Regions from separate parts of the Mus musculus genome. Here region 1 is linked to region 2. A link is a contact called in ENCODE POLR2A ChIA-PET data. All regions are on one chromosome and are shown on one strand. Each heading gives the region's core, a stretch centred on a gene start or an enhancer-like site at or near the end of the contact. The rest is flanking DNA. Distances are from core to core; before and after follow the strand shown.

What was found. ChIA-PET counts read pairs that join two places held with the same protein, here RNA polymerase II (POLR2A).
Region 1: POLR2A ChIA-PET joins it to region 2 with 21 read pairs in Patski. The contact joins the promoter of Syn3 here to the promoter of Fbxo7 in region 2. POLR2A ChIA-PET finds 5 or more read pairs at or near these places in 2 of 5 experiments (Patski and embryonic stem cell).

Annotation. Positions count from the first base shown.
Region 1 is chr10:86,497,033-86,502,598 of GRCm38, forward strand. It overlaps Syn3 (synapsin III), which reads right to left and starts at 1,864. Exons shown (of 14, transcript NM_013722.3): 1 at 1,758-1,864.
Region 2 is chr10:86,018,761-86,024,183 of GRCm38, forward strand. It overlaps Fbxo7 (F-box protein 7), which reads left to right and starts at 3,169. Exons shown (of 9, transcript NM_153195.2): 1 at 3,169-3,384. The coding sequence starts at 3,263.

The sequences.
Region 1 (5,566 bases), core at 614-3,113, 480 kb after region 2:
ACCATGAGCTAGGACTTCCCATGAATCAACTGACAAATAAAGGCATTATCTGACAGATGTACGTACAGGGCAGTCTCATCTAGACATCAATCCCTCATCGAGATGTTATTCCTTGGGCATTCTAGGTTAAGGCAAATTAACAATTTAAAAGTGACTAGCTTAGCATCTCTGACCTTTTAAACAAGGAACCTTGCTTATGACAACTAGGTAAAATAATCTCCTCACACACACACACACACACACACACACACACACACACACAGAGAGAGAGAGAGAGAGAGAGAGAGAGAGAGAGAGAGAGAGAGACCCACAAGGTCAAAAATGTCTTTAAGGCAAATAGATGAAGTGGCTTTCTGGTCTCACTTCCTAGGAGCCTTTTTTATTGCCGCTATACCAGTCTCTATATGGCAACCCAAACAGCAGCCCCTTGGCCCTGGAAGATAGAAAGGTAAGCCCAGGTAAGGCAGAAGTTCTCACACAGGGACCAGGCATCAGAAAGTGAGCACAGATGCTCTATCCAACTCCCCAAGGGCTATCCCCGATGACAAGATAGAGGCCACAGCTTCCAATACAATGACAGGAGCAAGCATCACATGACAGCATCTCCCTGCCTGAATTCATGCCCAGAAGCTAGGGTTACAGAGCCCCTGTCAGATAGTCAGCCTTAAGGGGCCAGAGTATTTGCAGCCACGTTGCCTGAAAACCAGCTTTTCACAACTTACTAGCTTGAAGATGCCAGCTCCAGTCACTGTCCACAGAGCTAGCAGAGTGGCTGTGGGATCAGCTGGAATTCTTTCCCAGCCTCCCGTGTCCTAGGATAAACTTGTCAGGCTGCATGCATCTCTAGATTGTGTACATTTTTGGCTAGCCCCTTCTACCTTGCAGTTTAGGTCCCATCTGCAAGTCCTGGTTCTACTGTGCAATCTGCTGTTTGATTAGCTGAGATTCTGAGTTCTTCACTTCTTTCGTCTGCACATGGGAAAATCTACCTGAAATTCTTCCTGTCCCTGATGCCTCTGATTCCACAGCTCTCAGGCTGGCAAACTCTCCAGTCTCTGTGTGTCTTCCAGGCTGCATCACGACCCACCCACCTCTTGCTGTCTGCACTACACCACACTGCAATCCCTCCTATCCTATCATCCCTGGTAGGCCCCAGCAACTCCTGAGATTCCTTTAAGGCCGCTAGAGCTGAGAGCATAGTGTCTGGCTTACAGCCAAGTAAGTCATGAATAAATAACCAGGGCGCTCCAGCAGTGTTAGTCTTAGCCTGGCCAGGAAAACCCTCCAAGGTTTTTTCCTTCGTCTCAGGATAGCTGGAAATAGAAGACTGCGCAACAGATCTGAGCCCCAGACCCAAGGCAACAGGTCCTGAGGGACCTGCCTAGAGCAGGTGCTGGGATCCAGTGCAGAGCACCAGTATCTGTTGTGGTCTCAGCTTCCCAGAGGAAGCTCTTTTCCGGGACAGGTCTGGATGTTGGGTTGAATACCTCAGTAGTCATAGCTTTGAGGGCCCCAGGGTTCCGGTACTCTACAGGGACCAGTGCTAGGGACCGGCAGCAGCAGCCTGGGACCGGAGGGTGGCACTCCGGGCTCACGGAGCACCTGCACCCCACCAACATGCAGCATCAACATTCGGCTAACAAAAGAGAGAGCTTATGGGGAAGTAGCACTGCCCGAGGACGCACCAACAGCTCGGATTCGGGGTGAGTGCTCCCTAAGGCCAGAAAACCCACCTACTCCACTTTGCCTTGGCTTACCGACAGTGCCAGCTACGGTGGCCCGTGTGTACCTCGGACTGGCGCCGCCAATTACAGGATCTGCGGGAGCGCTGCAGCTTGCGCGCTCTGCCTCTGCCCTGCACAGTACGTGAGCGCCTCCTCTGGGCAGACTGGTCTCCCTACGCCGGAGAGCCCATTGGCTGGGCCAACAGGGGCCCTGCATCCAGGCCCGCCCCTCAAGCCCCTCCTTTCTCAGTCTCTAGGCTTTCCCTCGCCAGCCAGGTAGGGAAAGTTGCTAGAGCAAGCAAGCTTTGCTGTTGCTGGCCTCAAGTGGCCAAGTGGACGATCTTTCTTCATCCCAGGAGGATTGAGATGCCCCTCAGGGAGTGTGAATAATGCAGTTCAGTATCCTAGGAAGCCAGCTTGGAGAAAGTCACCTGACTTCCCTGGGCCTTAGTAGGAGCTTCTGAGAGACCAGTGAGTCAGCTGTCAGCAAATGTCATAGGAGTACAAGCACAAGGAGCTAAGCTCTTACCCTGGCTGGGGATGGCATGAGGAGGAGTTGGTTACATACAAGTGCACAAACAAAAGATAATGTCAGCTTGCTGTAAACTGATAGAGATGTGTAATGAGAACACAAAAGGGATGTCGGGACTATGCCAGGCCTCTCCATAGAGGAGATTTGTGAGATGAGAATTAAGACTACAAGGTTAAAAGAAATTACAGATTGGAAAATAAGGCAATTGAAAAGCTTAACCAGCACAGAATGGGAGGATATTTGGCAGGTCCCTGTCTCATGTGTCACTTCTATGCCTCAAGGTCCCTCAGAAATTCAAAGCAGGTCTCCTTTAAGGCTCTCTGTCCTCCAGTATTTGGTTTGATTTTAGAGACAGGGTTTCTCTATGTAGTTCTGGCTGGCCTGGAACTCACTATGTAGACCAGGCTGGCCTCAAACTCATAGAGGTCCACCTGCCTCTGTCTCTTGAGTGCTGAGTTAAAAGACACGTGACACCACATCCATTTCTAGCTGCAATATAAAGACCTATAAATGTAGTTATTTAAAAAAAAAACACCACTGGTGTTAAAGGTGCACAGAAAAAGTACTTGGAAAAATGGAAGGGGAATTCTTGCCAGGACAAGAATTCTAAAGAACCTTCCGTTTCTAAGGAAGGAAGGAGTTGGACAAAGGTTTAGAAGAGAAGCCAGGCAAATTACTGCACGAGTACTTATGTTTGATTGCACTATATATAAGAAAAGGTGCAGATTCAATGCAGGGTCAGTGTTTGCTGAGCAGTGCTCAGTATACATCACCAAGGGTTTTTCCATTAATGGTATTCTTCCATCATGCCCTGGAGGTCAGTGCCACTTAGCATTTTTATTTCTGTGCATGAACCTTGAATAATGAAAGAGGCCTACAAACAGTAATCAGCCCCCGGAGAAGCAATCCCTTTGCCCCTACTGTTCTCACCTGAAAGGTTTAAATTCGGAGAAACAGCAGATGATTTCATAAATCTCTGGGTTTGGCCCTGTAGGTTGTACAAGGACTTGTGAGGTAGAAGATGCCAAGTCATTGCTTCTCAACCATCAGCAGCAGCAAGCTGAGCACCAGCTAAAGGATTGCTTTCTAGAAAATGTCATTTATTTTTTACTTCCATATATTTTAAAAATGAGTTACTTATTTTTAATTATGTGTATGTAGGCTTGTGAACATGAGTACAGGTTCCTGTAGAGATGCAGAGATCAGAGAAAGGGACCTGCCTGGAGCAGGGGTTACACCTGGGTGCTTAGAACTGAACTCAGGCCTCCTGCAAGGGCAGTGCATACTCTTAACCACTGAACCATATCTCCACTCCCTGTATCTCTCCATCTTTTTGATGGTTAATTTTCACTGCGTGAAAGCCTGACTATTCCCCGGGACAGAATCTTCCACAGTTTGTCCCATCTGCCATTCACCTCCAATCCTTAGGACAGAATGCTCACTCAACCAATAGTAACAAAAGAAGAAGATAGATTGTACAGGAGGCTGCTCAGGGTGACAATGACAGCGGCAGCATTCTAAAGAGACTGGACCATGCAGTCCTGAATCACAGTGGCCAGACCCAGTGCTCCCATGATCTCTGCCTGTTCCTCAAGTTTCATCCTTCTGGCCACCCTGTACCTCACCCTACCATTTTTCCTTGTGAATCTTCATCTCTGCATTCATCCACTTTCTTTCATTAGTCACCCGATCATTTCTGTTGTTTTGTACCAAGACCTTGATGGATGCAGGAAAGAAAGAGTGCCTCAAACAATAGCAAATGAACAGTTTAGAACAGGGTTCTGTGTAAAGGCAAATGTCTACATGGTAACAGGTGTACACATTCCTTCATCACTTCATAAAAAAAAAATCACACCCTGAAAGATGGTGATAGTAGTAGCATTTGAAGATGATATTTATATTTGAAAAGAACCTAAATATACTGTTCTTAGTGCAACTAAAAAGGGTGAGCTAGCTCTTTTCATAACAAACTGTTCTAGATACAGGCTCTCTACTGTAAGGTTTACAGCTTGCAATTATTTCACATTTCATATGCATAGCTTGTAGTTGACAGAGCTGTGGCTGGAGCCTGGCTTCTAACTCACGACAGCTCGGGATTTACTGGGTTATAGCTTGGCTCTGCTTGTCAGCAAGGGTAAAATTGTTCCGTTGTCATTGTCTACACATGGCAAGATTTTTAAGACGATTGCAAGTTTCTATTTTTCAGTAATTCTTTAAAAGATCTACATGATTCAAGAGGAATTATGGGATGGGGAAATGGATCAGTGAGTGGAGCGCTTGCTGTACCGGCATGAGGAGGTGGGTATCTGTATCCTCAGAACTCATGTAAAAATTCAGGTTCAGTAGCACATCTGAAATCCCAGGGTTTCAAAGAAAACATTGAGCGGTAGAGACAGGAAAAGCTCCAGAAACTAGCCCATGTGCAGCAGCACAAACCAAAGAGACCTTTCTCAAACAAGGTAGAAGGAGAAGATGGACCAGCACCCGAGGTGATCCTCTGAACCCCGCATGTAGTCCATAACATGCACACGGTAGTGTGTGCCCACACAGTCATATGCAATCAAAAAGTCAAATTGCTAAGCTTGGAAAACAATGAGGTTGGGAAGAAACATGGTCAGGATTCTGAGGGATTCGTGCTGCTTTAGCAGTTGGAGGGATAAAGAAACAAGAAGCTTTGGTGCCTATTCAAGGATGATTAATGGTGTGAGAACTTTCCAACTCCATCTACTCCATTCATGTTACACCTGGAGAGATGGTTAGAATTTGTTTCACTTCTGAGCCCCAGTAAGATGAGGGTATAGCAAAGAATCTCAGAGTGTATGTTCCTTTCTCTTGAATTTCAGAGTCAAGGCACTGCGATGCCATGCTTCAGTCTAGGGCTGAGGGAGATTCTGAGCTGAAGACTTTCTCCTAGGTTGTGTGTATTGTGGAGTATTTCTGCTGACACTGCGAAGAATTGCCATGGCAACCAGTAAAATAAGTTTCTGAGTTCTTGCAGTCTCCCTCAAAGGAGGCAGATGCCAGTGGGTGTTGCTCTGTCATTAAGGGTACATGGAAGTTTCAGATGCTCATGTCACTCTCAAGGTCTAATAAATTTCTCTCCAGGTCTCAGCCAGAAGCAGCTCCAGAAAGGTGAATAGGGGTGAGCCCAAAGCTGTGAGACAGGAGGTGAAAACACTTTAACAGGGATTCCTTCCCATGGTTGACTGCGCATTCCAACCACCTCCCAGTTTAAAATGCAAGGTGCATGGATTCCTTAATTCCTTTCATCCAAACAAATAAGGTGACAGGTGTGGGGCCAGTATATCAG
Region 2 (5,423 bases), core at 1,919-4,418:
AATGAGTTGGACAGATTCCCTATTTTAAAGTTTAAAAACATTTAATGTCTGTAGGTGTTTTTCCTGCATGTCTGTGGATCACGTGGCTTGCCTGGTGTCCAGAGAGGCCAGAAGAAAGCACTGGATCCTCGAGAACTGGAGTTACAGATGGCTGTGAGCAGCATTGTGGGTGCTGACAATTAAATCCACAGCATAGCAAGAAGCATAGCAAGTCCCCTTGGCCCCTGAGACAATGCTAAGGCCCTACAGGTGTTCCCTGGGGCTAATTACATTTGATGTTAATTCCATTCTCCCGTGAGGGGCTGCGAACAAGGAATGAGTCAGCACTCTGGTGATTTCCTGTAAACCTTCTTCCCACCTTAATTTATAAAATAAAGGCTAGAGCCAGCGATTGGGCAGAGTAAGAGGGGAAGGTGGGGCTGAAGGTTTTGGGAGAGAAAGAGAGGAGGAGGAAAAAGGAAAGTGGAGCAGAAGAAGCACTTGGCTTGGAGAAACCAAAAGTTCTAAGTGGTCTCTTCTATGGAAAAGATGGTAGTGTAGCGGTAGATCTGCCCAGTCTTGGCGCACAGCATGTATTCATATTAATTGAGTTGTGTTTTCATTGCCAGGGCATATTTGGGTTGGAGATTTACCACAACAGTTCCCCCGCCAACCCTTTTTATAAGTCATATATATACTTCAGATTAGAGCATGGCCCTAGTAGTGCACATCTGTCAAATTCATGGCTTCTTCTCAAATTTTGAACACCTTCCTTACACTTCTGGGGAAATTCTAATAAGCTCCTAAAAAGGAGTCAGATTCTGATTTTCAGTTTCTTTTGCAGTGAGGACTCAGGTATGGGGCCCAAACTTCCTTAGTCAGATTGCACCCCATATAGACCCTTGATTGGGAAGTAAGGTGAGAAAACAGAATCTTTTGGAAGCTTGTCATTTTGTTGGTGCAGGACAGAGCAAAACCCACAAGGAATCTGAGGGTAGCAGAGACAGGGTCAGTCACTCCCCAGTCCTCCCTAGCAGTGGTGACAGCAATTTCCCGCAGACCCAACTTTGATATATTCCTAATCAGGACACGTCTTCAGTGTGGTTATAAGTTTTCTCCAGTCCTTCCTAGAATCTGCTGGGCCATATATCATCCCTTTAATTCACCCCTTCCTGGGTAGTTGCCCAGAGTCAATTTCCACTGTTTAGAACTAAAGACCGTGATATTGGAGACCCCCTCACAACTTTCCAGTGGCTTCTCATGTATTCTAGAATGTGTCTCAAACTTTTTGCCCAGCTCAAGAATATCCTCTTTCATAAAGATTGGTTTTCTATTACAACCAGTCTCAAACCAATCTGATTTATTTATCAGTATTCATGCTTTTGGTTTGATATTCTTATACTAAAATGTTGGCTTGTAGCAAAAAAAAAAAGATGGAAATAAATATGTAACTTCTGAGGCTATGTTGTAAAAGACTTCACAGTTTCTGTCTTGGTAATGCTTGGGTCGCTTACTCTCAGGGAATCCAATTATCATGTTATGTGGACATTCAAGTAGATTTCTGGAAAAAAAAAATCTGTGAAAAACTGGGGCCAATCGTTTGATGATATGTGTAGTCAAGTCTTCAGGCAGCTCTGGCAAGAGACCCTGAGACAGAATTACCTAACCACCCTGTACCCAAGTTCCCAATCTACAGAATTTGTGGGTCGACAAATGTTTATTGATGTGGGTTAGTAAGCTTTGGAGGACAATTGATATGCAGCAAAAGATTTTACTAAGACACTGTGTAACAACTAAAAGCTGCTTTAAATTTTGTGGTAACATGAAGGGGCTAAAGGAGTTGGCTTCAGCTTCAAGTTCCTAAGGGCAGCGCCAAGGAAGAAAGGAAGTAAATGCTGTTAATCCCACAGGAAAAAAAAAAATCAGTCCCACAGATTCGAGGAGAAAGACCATCAACCCCAAACCATCATGGCCAAATTAATTAATCAAGCTTTTCTTGGTATGTATACATGGGCTGGACATAGGTAAGGTAAGATTGTAATAGTTCAGGAGTAGGGGGTTTCCAGATGAGGATTTGGCAGGCAAATAGGCATGTATTACCGAAGCAGAACATAAGCATACCAAGTTGGTCATAACAGCCTCTTGAAACAAAGACATGGTTGCAAGGTGGTTACAACAGGGTCACCATAATAACCTTTTAAAATAAAGGCATGGGGCAGTACAGAGCCATTTGTAGCTAAGGTTACAGGTGGGACATAGCCCAATCCTTGAGAAACCTAGTTTGTCTTTACTATAAGATGGCTTTTACGCCTGAGATGGAGGCAGTCTGGTTTATCAAGATTTATCGTGAGAAGTGAAGAGCTATACTGTTGTGGCCTTCAAATCCATTGGGAGAAACCAAAGACTTAGGCTCAATTCAAATTTATATTAAAATGAGTTTATGCTTACTGCTAGCAGAAGGAAGGCAGCTTTAGAGCCCAAACAGCATTCCATAGGGAAGGGGGACTAAGGATAAGATGGGGTTTTAAATTGGACATCAGAAAGGTGTATATTACAACTTACCACGAAATACAAGCTGGGCAGGAAAACTGTTTTACTTTCCTCAGTTGTTTCTCACCTTCCCGCTATATAGTAATTAAAAGATCATTTCATCCCTTTCCCATAGCGATAGTGAGTTTTAAAGAAGCAAAGGCAGCAGTTACTATCCTCACAGCCATTATCCTATTCTTATCTCACCTGCAGGTCTCTAGTACCTCCCAGGCATCCAACAGCCCTTAAGGGATCCCTGGCTCCACATTAACTTTCTTTAGTCATCACAGGGGACCTGTGTACATTATTTCTCAGGCAGGTCTGAGCACTCTAATGACAGGGATAGAGCAGTTCATTTCTGGGCACGGAAACCAGTGACATCAGGTTAGGGCCGTCTGTCATGTCTCCACACTGTTGGCAGCATTCCTTCCAGAGCTAAAGATCCTGCTTGCTGGGAGGGAAGGAACAAACTCGCTCACCCCAGCAGAAGCAGAAGCAGAAGCGTAGAGACTCAAGTGCGCCCAAGCAAACCCAGCGCCTGCGCCGTGCGCGCCTCGCCTCCAGGTGGCGATGTCGCGCGCCGAGCCAGCGATAGGGAAGCGCAGGCGCTCGGCCCTCCGCTCGAGCGGAAGGCTCTAGGGGGCGTAGTCGACCGAGCGGCGAGCGCTGGGGATTCCTCGGGAGCGCAGGCCCGGAGCTCCTTGCTTTCGGTTTCTTCCCGGGGCCGACCGAAGCTTGCGGTCCGACTCTCGCCATGAAGCTGCGCGTGCGGCTTCAGAAGCGGACCCAGCCGCTCGAGGTGCCGGAGTCGGAGCCAACGCTCGGGCAGCTGCGCGCGCACCTCAGCCAGGTCCTGCTGCCCACGTTGGGGTTCAGGTGAGCCGCGTCGCTGTCGTGGGGCTCGGGGGATGGCGCGCTTCGAGCGGTCACGTGAGGCCCGGGCCTCCCGGGTGTAGCTGCACTGGGCGCCTGTGACTGTGACGCTCGGCAGCTGGGTGCTGGCCGGGGTCCGGCTCCGAGAGACCATGGCCCAGCCTCCCCCGGGTGCCGCTGTCCTCCCCGGTGAGTAGTCACTTCCGGGGTTTCGGTCGCTGCGGCCCCGAGGGCGGGAAGGGAACTCGGGAAGCTTGGCTTGCGTTAAATCTCCCGGTGTTAACTTGAGTTTACCTCTGCGGTTGGGATAGTTCAGTGGTTAAATCGGAAAAGCATCGTGCTCAAGGTGACAAAAGTCTTGACACCTTAGGTCACTGTAATTTGTGCCACTGCCCAAGGCTACAGTAACTTTAAAAACAGCTGAGCGTGCAAGTGGCAGACTGCACCTAACTGTAACTTTCTCACTTTCTCACTGTAAGGGTTCAGGAAGTACGCCTGTCAGCGGGCATTCTCTGGGTGAGAATGTTGCTTTTTTTTCACGAATAGAGGCATGACCCTAGAGAGCTTACAGTTTCATGGCAAGTTGAAAAAGGATTAGGTTCTATTACTAATTTATGGGGTTCTATTACTAATTTTTGCAGATGAAGCGTCTGTGTTTCTGCAGAAGATAGTTTCAGGACATAGAGAGATAACTGTATGGACGACCCACTTCAAGTGCTGAGCTAGAAATTTGAACTAGTGAAGAAAAAAAAAATTAAAAAGATGGGCTCTGGGGCTTCTAAAGGGAAAAATTTTCAAAGAAAAACGTTTCCCATTAATTGGCATTTTAAATAAGCCTTTTCACTTTATTTGTAGGGAGTTAAGCAAAGTGAGACCCTGAATAGATTTTTTCACCCTTCCTCCCTGCTCCCATCCCCCCATTAAGTGAGCCTGAGCTACACCTTTATTCTAGCGCTCTGGAGGAAGAGGCAGGGTTCAAGGTCAGCCTGGTCTACATAGCAAGTTCCAGACCAGCCAGTGTTACATTGTGAGACCCTGTCTAATAAGATAATAATGTTAGCCAAACCATTAAAAAAAGAGCATTTTTTCATATTAAAAGAAAATATGTTGCTGTATTATATATAATATATATTTCCATATAATGGTGACCTACCCACATGTTACTTATTGGTGTAAAACCAAGTGTTTTCAATGTTGATAACAGTTATCTCTCCTCACACTTTGAGAATTCAATTTTTAAGGTATTTACAAGTAGTCTTACTTCTCAGTTAAGCAGGGCAGTTTTGAAAGGGTTGGAAACCCAAGAGCTCTGTTTCTCTTGCATGCTGTTTTCACAGTTGCAGTTGGTTAGGTGGATGGAATTTAAGCCTCAGCTTGTGAAAGTAAACTCATTTCTCTGAAATTTTGTTCATTTAGGGAACAGAAGAGAAGCTTTAAAATGTGTTCATGTGACACATTTGTTATTCTTAAAGAGTATTTTCTAGTAAGCAGATCAAAGATTGCATATATGTATATATGCAAGCTTCTGGAATTGTATTATTTTTGGTAAAATCACCTGACCCCCCAAAATGACAGAAAATAGGGCCTTGGAAAACACTTCAGAAAAGTGGGAGGGAAAACTGGCATTTCTGTTAAACAGACCGCTCCTTATCCCATCTACAGAACGAATTGTTTGCTTGGGGAGTCCCCTTTCTGCCAAGGTTGACATGGTGTGTCCCTGGGCCCCTGGCAGGTTTTCAGCTTGTTGTTGACCAGAACATTTTGCAAGCATCAGAGCATCTTATTTCCTGAGGAGTAGGAATAGTTTTAACTCCAGTAATGTCTCTTTAATGGATGTGTCTTAAGAAAAATGAATGGGGTTGGGGGTTGGCGGGTTGGCTGAGGCGTTTGATGCACCAGCCTGACACTGGAGTTTGAAGCCCCAGCACGATGGAAAGCTGGAAGCAAAGCTGTGGGTTAAACTGGTTGATGTGTTAAGTTTAAGAAGCTCCTCATGGTCAGAGATGATGAGTACTGCAAAGTCTGTGCTTTAGAATTGGTGA